2 separate regions of the Homo sapiens genome follow, and region 2 is linked to region 1. A link is an interaction called in ENCODE POLR2A ChIA-PET data of the cell type or tissue named here. Cell type or tissue: PC-3. All regions are shown on one strand. Links, peaks and the distances in the headings refer to the core of each region. The heading gives the core; the rest is flanking DNA.

The links. ChIA-PET counts read pairs that join two places held together with the same protein. Peaks named below come from ENCODE experiments on the same cell type or tissue, not always from the same donor. Only the 100,000 strongest peaks of a DNase experiment are listed, where the experiment ranks them.
Region 2: POLR2A ChIA-PET joins it to region 1 with 5 read pairs; 2 of 35 experiments call an interaction of 5 or more read pairs at or near these places.

Annotation. Positions count from the first base shown.
Region 1 is chr5:96,571,366-96,575,688 of GRCh38, reverse strand. The region is part of intron 4 of LOC101929710 (a long non-coding RNA gene); the gene reads right to left. It also overlaps a transcript of CAST not described here. Among named protein-coding and RNA genes, the nearest start is that of CAST, 89 kb to the left of the region's middle. In PC-3, for the core only: no CTCF peak of the experiment used is centred there; a DNase peak (open chromatin) is centred at 2,618; H3K27ac peaks cover 1,276 bases.
Region 2 is chr5:96,479,214-96,483,536 of GRCh38, reverse strand. All of the region lies in intron 4 of LOC101929710 (a long non-coding RNA gene), which reads right to left. It also overlaps a transcript of CAST not described here and the pseudogene LOC102724070. Among named protein-coding and RNA genes, the nearest start is that of PCSK1, 48 kb to the right of the region's middle. In PC-3, for the core only: no CTCF peak of the experiment used is centred there; no DNase peak of the experiment used is centred there.

The DNA of each region.
Region 1 (4,323 bases), core at 212-4,211:
CCTGGGTGACAGAGTGAGACTCCGTCTTAAAAAAAAAAAACAAAAAACAAAAATTGTAAAAGCATTTGAAAAAATCCAATGCTCATTCATAATAAAAATTTCCAGTTAGTATAGAGGAGAATTACCACATTTTGATAGATAGCATCTACAAAAATCTTACAGCTGACATCATACTTAATAGAAAAGGACTAAACGCTTTTCCCCCAAGATCGGTAACAAGGCAAGGATGTTCATTCTGTCCATTCTTACTCAACATAGTACTAGAGGTCCTAGTCATTGCAATAAGTTGAGAAAAAGAAATAAAATTCTAAAGATTGAAAAAGAATAAAATTATTTCTGTTTGCAGAGGATATGGTTGTTTATGTAGAAATTTCAAGAAATGTACCAAAAAGTACTTCTAGAATTAATGTGAATTCAGCAATGACTCCATACAAGATCAACACACACAAATAAATCTCATTTTTATATACTAACAATAACATGTGAAACTGAAATGAAAAAATACAATACCATTGCAATTCCTCCAAAAATTAAAATATTTAAATATACATTTGACAAAATATTTTATAGGATCTATATCTTGAAAATTATAAAATGCAGATTAAATCTTTTAAAAACTAAATAAATGGAGAGACATATCACATAGCTAGATTAGAAGACCCAACAAAGATTTCAATTCTTTCCAAATTGATCTATAGGTTTAATGCAATTTCTTTCACTATTAATTAATTAATTAATTAAATATACAAACCAATTCTATGGTTTATTTGGAATGGCATGGGCAGAGAGATAGACACATGTAACAATGAAGCATAATAGAGAACCCAGAAATAAACCCATAGGAATGTGCTGTTTCGTATGGTGCACAGGTACAAAAACAATTTAATGGTGGGAGGATAGCAGTCTTTTTGACAAATCCTGGAGCAATTGGACATCCATATCCAAAAAGATGAACATAGGCAAGAAAACTTCATGCCTCAAAGAAAAATTAACCAAAAATGGATTGTAAACATAAATGTAAAATGTAAAATTACAAAACTTTTAGGAAAACACAAGGAAAATTTGAGAATTAGGGCTAGGCAAAGAGTTCTTAGACTCCATGCATGAAATACAATCCATAAAAGGAAAAATTGATGCATTGAACTTCATCAAAATAAAAACGATTGCTATGTGAAAGCCCATGTTGAAAAAAGATGAAAGACAAGCTACACAATGGAGAAAAGATTAGCAGACCGTATGTTCAATAAATGACTAGTACCTAAGATACACAAAAAAGCTATCAAAACCCAACAGAACAAAATGAATCAATCCAATTAGAAAGTGGGCAAATGAGGCCGGGCGCGGTGGCTCACGCCTGTAATCCCAGCACTTTGGGAGGCCGAGGCGGGTGGATCATGAGGTCAGGAGATCGAGACCATCCTGGCTAACAAGGTGAAACCCCGTCTCTACTAAAAATACAAAAAATTAGCCGGGCGCGGTGGCGGGCGCCTGTAGTCCCAGCTACTGGGGAGGCTGAGGCAGGAGAATGGCGTGAACCCGGGAAGCGGAGCTTGCAGTGAGCCGAGATTGCGCCACTGCAGTCCGCAGTCCGGCCTGGGCGACAGAGCGAGACTCCGTCTCAAAAAAAAAAAAAAAAAAAAAAAAAAAAAAAAAAAAAAAAAAGAAAGTGGGCAAATGTGTGATGTTTGGATAACAAATTTGGTGTATTTCCAATGGAATACTACGTAGCAATAAAAATGAATCAAATACTGAAGACAAATCATAGAAGATCTCAAAAACATTATAATAATCAAAACAGGCCAGAAACAAAGAATATACTATATGATTCCATTTATATGATGTTCTAAAACAGGCAAAAATCATCCCTCATGAGGAAATCAGAAGAGTGGTTGTTTGAGAAAGTTGGATTGTCTGAGAAGGGGCACAAGGGAACTGTTTAAATTTATGTAAATATTCTCTATCTTGTTTGCAGTGTGAGTTATATGGATATGCCTATGTCAGCATTCACCAAACTGTGCATTTATGATCTGTGCATGTCATTTTTTTTTTGAGACAGGGTGTTGCTCTGCCACCCAGGCTAGAGTGCAATGGCATGATCATAGCTCACTGCAGCCTTGATCTCCTTGGGCTCAAGCCATTCTTCTACTTTAGCCTCCTAAGTGTCTGGGACTACAGGCATGCACGATCACACTAGCTAATCATTTATTTTTTTATTTATTTTGTAGAGACGAGGTCTTACTATGTTGTTCAGGCTGGTCTCGAACTCCTGAACTCAAGCAATCCTCCTGCCTCAGCCTCCCAAAGTGTTGGGATTACAGGTGTGAGCCACCATGTCTGGCTTGTGCATGTCGTTTAATGTAAATTATGCCTCAATAACAAAGCATAAAAAATAAAACAAAAAAAACAAGAAAAAATTACATTTCAAGGTAACTCAAGATGCCTTAAAGCTCAAATTTCTGTCCTTCTGGAGACAAAAGATACATTAGAAAACCATCTGGCCCTTACCCAGTTGAGTCATCAAACCCAGTGCACAATCCAAGAACATAAACCATAAAAGGTAAACAACTACCTTATGGGGTAGACTCAGCAACCACACAGTTACTTACATCATGCATTGCTCCTTCTTGTCCTTCAGTATCATAGCTTTGTCCTTCTCTCCAATTAGTCATCGAGTAACTTCTTCCTGTCAACACTGGACTCCCTGCCTGGTTTACTTCTATCTTGTTGTGAACACACTTGTTACTCACTTAACCTTCCTTCCTTTTGTCTTACTGAGTCCCACCAGGTTGTGCATGATGCTGTGCATCCATACTTCCCAGGACTGCCAACACTTGGTAGACAAACACACAGCTAGCTCCCTCAGCTCTGATAGACTTGTGGCTGTTCTGCTTTCCTCACATGCCTGAGGAAAGAGAAAGCCTGCCCAAGGTGTAGAGACCAGCACAAGCAAGCTTTATTTTTCAGCCCAGGGACCCAGGCGAGTCTTGTTTTGATGCCCAAGTCAGATGTAATTGGGAGGAGGTAGGAGATGGAAGAAAAGGCCAGGAGATACCAAGTCCAACACTAAAGCGTCATTAAATCATTTCCTTTAAGTACTCTCTTTAGCATTATAGTTTTGAAGGATATTAAACTAGCCTGACCTATAGCTTTTGCACAAAGTGAAGTGTTATAAAAATAGCACAAGTTGGGACAGGGTGCAGTGGCTCACACCTGTAATCTCAGCACTTTGGGAGGCCGAGGTGGGCAGATCACCTGAGGTCAGGAGTTCGAGACCAGCCTGGCCAACATGGCGAAACCCCGTCTCTACCAAAAATACAAAAATTAGCTGGGTGTGGTGGTGTGTGCCTGTAATCCCAGCTACTCGGGAGGCTGAAGTAGGAGAATTGCTCGAACCCAGGAGGCAGAGGTTGCAGTCAGCCGAGATCGTGCCACTGCACTCCAGCCTGGGAGACACAGTGAGACTCCATCTCAAAAAAAAAAAAATAGCACAAATTGTGTCATCGGAAAGAGCCACGTTCAAATCCTAGTTCTGCAACCTATTGTGTGCATATATTTTGGGCAAATTATTTTACCTCTCTGAGTCTCATTTTCTACATCTGTCAATCAGATGAAAGCAACACTTCCCTGACAGGGTTGAACTTGATTTAAATGTTTATTATTTGTAAACCATTTATCCACCATTGCTGGCATATTATATGTGTCCATTCATTCATTCTATTAATTTCATTGGACAATTTATTTATTCACTCAACATCAATATATTTAATGATACACATTGAGCACTTTGTATATGTTAGAAACTGTTTTAGGGTGCATCAGTAAAGTCCCAACCCTAATGTAACTCACATTCCATTTGGGGAGGCAGGCAATAAGTAAGTGGATAAGCATGCGTTATAATGACAGAGTGATAAGAGCTACAAAGGAAAGTAAAACAGGGTAGGGATATAGAAGGTGGCACAAGATGCTATTTTTGGTCAAAAACCCCCTCTAGAGAGATCACAAATGAATGGAGACCTGACAGATGTGAGAGAGCAATCTACTGGAAATTTGTGATTCTTTTCCCCTTTGCTTCCTGGAATGATTGTTGATAACAGAAAACCTATCAAGCATGCTAGCTCCATTCAATGGTCGGTTCAGTTAACTGTGTAACTATGATCATCTTTAGAGGAATGGACCTAGATCAGAACACATGTGTTTCTTTATAACTCAATTCTGCCACAAGCCCCATCAATAACTATGAAATATTTTGAAAATTAATAGTATTGTTATACTAAATAAAATTTTTAACAAAGGATGCCCAGAGAATGCTTGTGTGAGGAAGGG
Region 2 (4,323 bases), core at 124-4,123, 92 kb after region 1:
TTAATCATTATTATTAATGATAAATCTAAATCATTATTAATTTAGTGTTTTTTGAATTAACCTCACTTTTGTGAGATGGCCAGGTTAATACAGTGTGAATTTACTCTAGTAGATATTAATTGAGAACTTACTAGGTACAAAGTGCAGTGTTAGGCATGGAAAAGTGCATGACCGATACACATCCAGTATACATGGGCACAGCTATTTTACTTGTCTATGGTCAGCACCCGTTCTTATTTGTTGATGTTTGTTCCATACTGGTTGTTAAAGATTTTGACTATCATCTCTAGATAAAAGGATTAATACAACACAGTTTCTCATAGCCTTTGCCCACACCTGAGGTTCATAGACTCTAACTTACATTTACATTTCAATGGAAATTTATGACTTACTAGCTTGGCCCATATTTTCTTTAGTGTTGTTTTTTCTTTTGCTGACCATTGATATTTTCTTCTACTTGTTATTAAACATGAAATGATAAAATGTATAATATAGAAAACTTATTATCTTGACATGTTTACAAAATAAGTAACACTATTATTTTGTAGGCTGAGCCAAGAGCTCAGAAGTGATTGATGTATTTTCCAAGGAATAGTGACTAGGATGGTGAAGGAATTGAACCCATGTCTGTCTGACCTCAAATTTGGACCTTTAACCATTTCCTAGTGAATGTTTAACAGGATTTTTTCCCCGTCATGGGCTCCATTTTTCCTTGGGTTATACTCTACTTCTCTCTAGCACTTCAATTCTTCATCCATCAGATTGTAGTTCAGAATGGAAGGCCACGTTCACACAGTGAAAAGGAGGAACTTTCCTCTCTCACCACAGCCATGAAGATAAATGACAGTTATCCTATGACCAGACAGGAACATGACAATCACCAGATCAGAGTTGGTAGTGATCTGTTATCATCAATAAAGAGGAGTTTTTTTCTTCATTGCAAAATATTTTACTACAGAATGCATAGAATTCTGGGGGTTATGAGAACAGGTAAGACTCCCATGGGTATCTATATATCAAGGCACTAATGCCTATAAGCGCCATACAAAGCATAATAGACATCAGGATAATTCCTCTAAGAGACCTGGAGGAATAAGAGACAATTTTCATTATTGTATCCTTATTATAAGCTGGATACTAGATGGGGAATTTTCATTCATTGCTTCACATAATTAGGTGGCTTAAATTCATTTTTTACCCTTTTTATAGGCAGCCTTCTGACTTCAGTTTCATGGCAACTAACCATGTACTAACCTGTGCTAACCTTTTGGATGCTGGTATTTCTCATTGTCTTTTTCTTCTTCCCCAGTATGAGCAGGATTGTGTTTGAAAGATCATATTGACAGATTGCTTCCAGGGGATATTTTTAGTGCTATGGATAAGAAAATCTTCAGCAAAGGTCAGATCTTTCACTGTTTTAATTAAATTGCAGAGAAAAGAGATTATATCATAAGGGTGGCCAGCCAGCTAACTCTGCAGCAATATACACCAAGGCATCATAAATCTCCTTCATTACCATGCTCATGTAAGAGTGATGTGGGGCACCAAGGCCAGGTTTTAATTTAAAACGAGGCTTCATAATTACTTAGAGTTTTTTTAAGTTGTCAAGGGATATTTAATAATGTTTTATAGATCCACAGTGATTGTGATTATTACTTTTTATTGGTATAATACTTTATTACTTCCCCTGCAGGCATGAGTAAGCAACTTTTTTAAACAATAGGGTCTTGCCATTAGTTACTAAACACCACCAACTTAATCTTTTCTGTGACTACAAGAAGATATATGTCTTTATTGGAAGTTTTCAAAAGCATTTTCCCACTTATTTCCCTTTTCATGTGTTCTCCAGATGAGAAAGTTGTTTGAGTCCCTTTTGAAACCAAATGTCTTATACAGATTTTCTCATGAGAAAAGATGCTTTGCTCCCAGGGAGAGATCATGTTAAAGATAGTTCCTGAAGTGTTATGGCTATGACTAGACTGAAACATGGCTTGCTTTGTAAATGAATACATTCTCACTTAGGATACATCTGTTTCTTATTGGGCCACAAGCAAGCAACAATCCAGCTTTTCAATGATTCAGCTCAAATTGTCTCTTAGAGTGGGTAGGCAATAATGAATTTTAAAATTAGCTTTCTTGTGTTACAAATTAGATATCAACATATTTATTTAAAATGCTAGAAAATACCAAAACTGTGTTTAAAGGATCTAAAAGAAGGCTCTTATCTCAAGAGCTACCTGTGACATGGTTATTTGTGGGGTGTTTTTTTTAGTAGATTCACAGTCAGTATGCAAAGACAGAAGCAGCTGTGCAGTGTGACACATGAGAAATGGACATCAAGACTGTGTGGACACAGGACAATGCTATGATGAGTGAGTGTTAGTGATTATTTCTTCTAATGAGGAGCTCCTTTAAAAAAAAAAAAAACTTTGATTGAGAGCTTTTCTCTCCACATGCCAATTTAGCTGTAAGCCTGTCTCCTGAGAAGAGTGTGAAATGTATCCATTAGCTTCAATAACTTTAGCTTCAGTGACAATCTTGTTCTTTGGTTGGCTATCTGTGCTCTATAACCTGTCCCTTCCATAACTACTGCCCTAGTTCTTTCTTCACCTTTATGTCCAAAATACTTGAATTATTCCTGCTATCTCCATTTGCTCACCATCCTCTCTAATCCATTCTCTCCCTAATTTGGCTTATGCCTGTTCCATTTCACTGAAACTGCTTCAAAAGGTCACTGGTTGCTTCTCTGTAAAACTTAACAGTATAGACCACCCTGTTCTTCCTAAAGCACTTTATTCTTTTCGTTTCTATGGTACCACAATATCTGGGTTTCCTCCAACCTTTTAAACCACTCTTTCTTTGTCTTCTGGATGGAATTCTTGTCCTCTGCTAGTTTCTTACATGTAATTCTTGCTCAGAGTTCATTTCTAGGCCATATCTCACTTTCCCTGGTGATGTCATTCATCCCCATAACCTCAGTTTCTATTAAGTGTCAGTAATTTTCCTTTCTCTATCTCCAGTTTAGCCTATTCATGGAAGGAGCAGACCCATTGAGACAATGGTCTACAAGACATATCTACTTCAATATATGGCAGGGACTATAAAATCAATCTGTCTAGAATCGAGTACATCCTGTCTTTCCCAAGCCAGTCATCCAAACACACCCTATGTTCCTTATTCATAATAATTCAAAACAGATTACTACTATTCCTCTGAATGCCTCTACATTGTACTTATTTTCTGTATTCAATTCTACTCTTCCTGTTCCCATTTTACTACCATATTCCTGAACACCAAATTTCCCTGCCTGAACCTCCCCAATAGCATGCTAATTGTTCCAACCTGCCTTATTTCCCTACAGTTATGCTCCGTCCTACAGATAGAATCATCTTTCTTTACTGTAAATTTGATCATTTTATTTTCCCCACCGAAATGGTTAATGTTTTTCCAAAGCTCTTAGGATTAAATGCAAATTCTGTAACATGACTTAAAATTGCCTACTTGTTCTGGTCTCTTCTTAATTTTCCAGCTTCTTTTCTTGATAAACCCAGAATCCCCTCTCCCCACAGATCTGCCAAAGGGCTCAGCTTTCCCTCAACTTAGAGGATCTTCGTGTGCTGCTCCTGCTGCCTGGAGTGCTCTTGCCACCCTCCTTTGCCTGTTAAAATATTACTCTTCTTTAGGCCTCAGCTGTATTTTTCTTCCTATAATTTACTACAATTCCCACCTCACTCCATAGACTGTAAGGCCCATGGAGGCAAGGGACATTATCTACTCTTTAAGAGTGCCAGCCGGGTGCCATGGCTCACACCTGTAATCCCAGCACTTTGGGAGGCCAAGGAGGGCAGATCGCGAGGCCAAGAGATAAAGACAATCCTGGTGAACATGGTGAAACCCCGTCCCTACTCAAAACACAAAAATTAGCTGGGCATGGTGGTGCATGCCTATACTCCCAGCTACTGGGGAGGTTGAGGCAGGAGAATCGCTTGAACCTGGGAGGCAGAGGTTGCAGTGAGCTGAGATTGAGCCACCGCACTCCAGACTGGCAACATAGCAAGACTCCATCTCAAAAAAAAAAAAAAATAAGGAGTGCCTGGCCAATGGTAGTTACTCACTAGATATTTTTTGAATGATTGAGTATATTTCAAAGTCTAACTTCACAGCAACTTTATTCCAAACATCCTCACTATGCATGTTTCTACTTTCAAGGAGCTCTGTTGAGCTAGTGTCAAAAAGTTGATTGTCCACTAATTACATTAGATAATCAGATCCAGAAGCAGCTACCAGTGATATGAGTTCTTGTGTCAACATTGAACTCTGAGC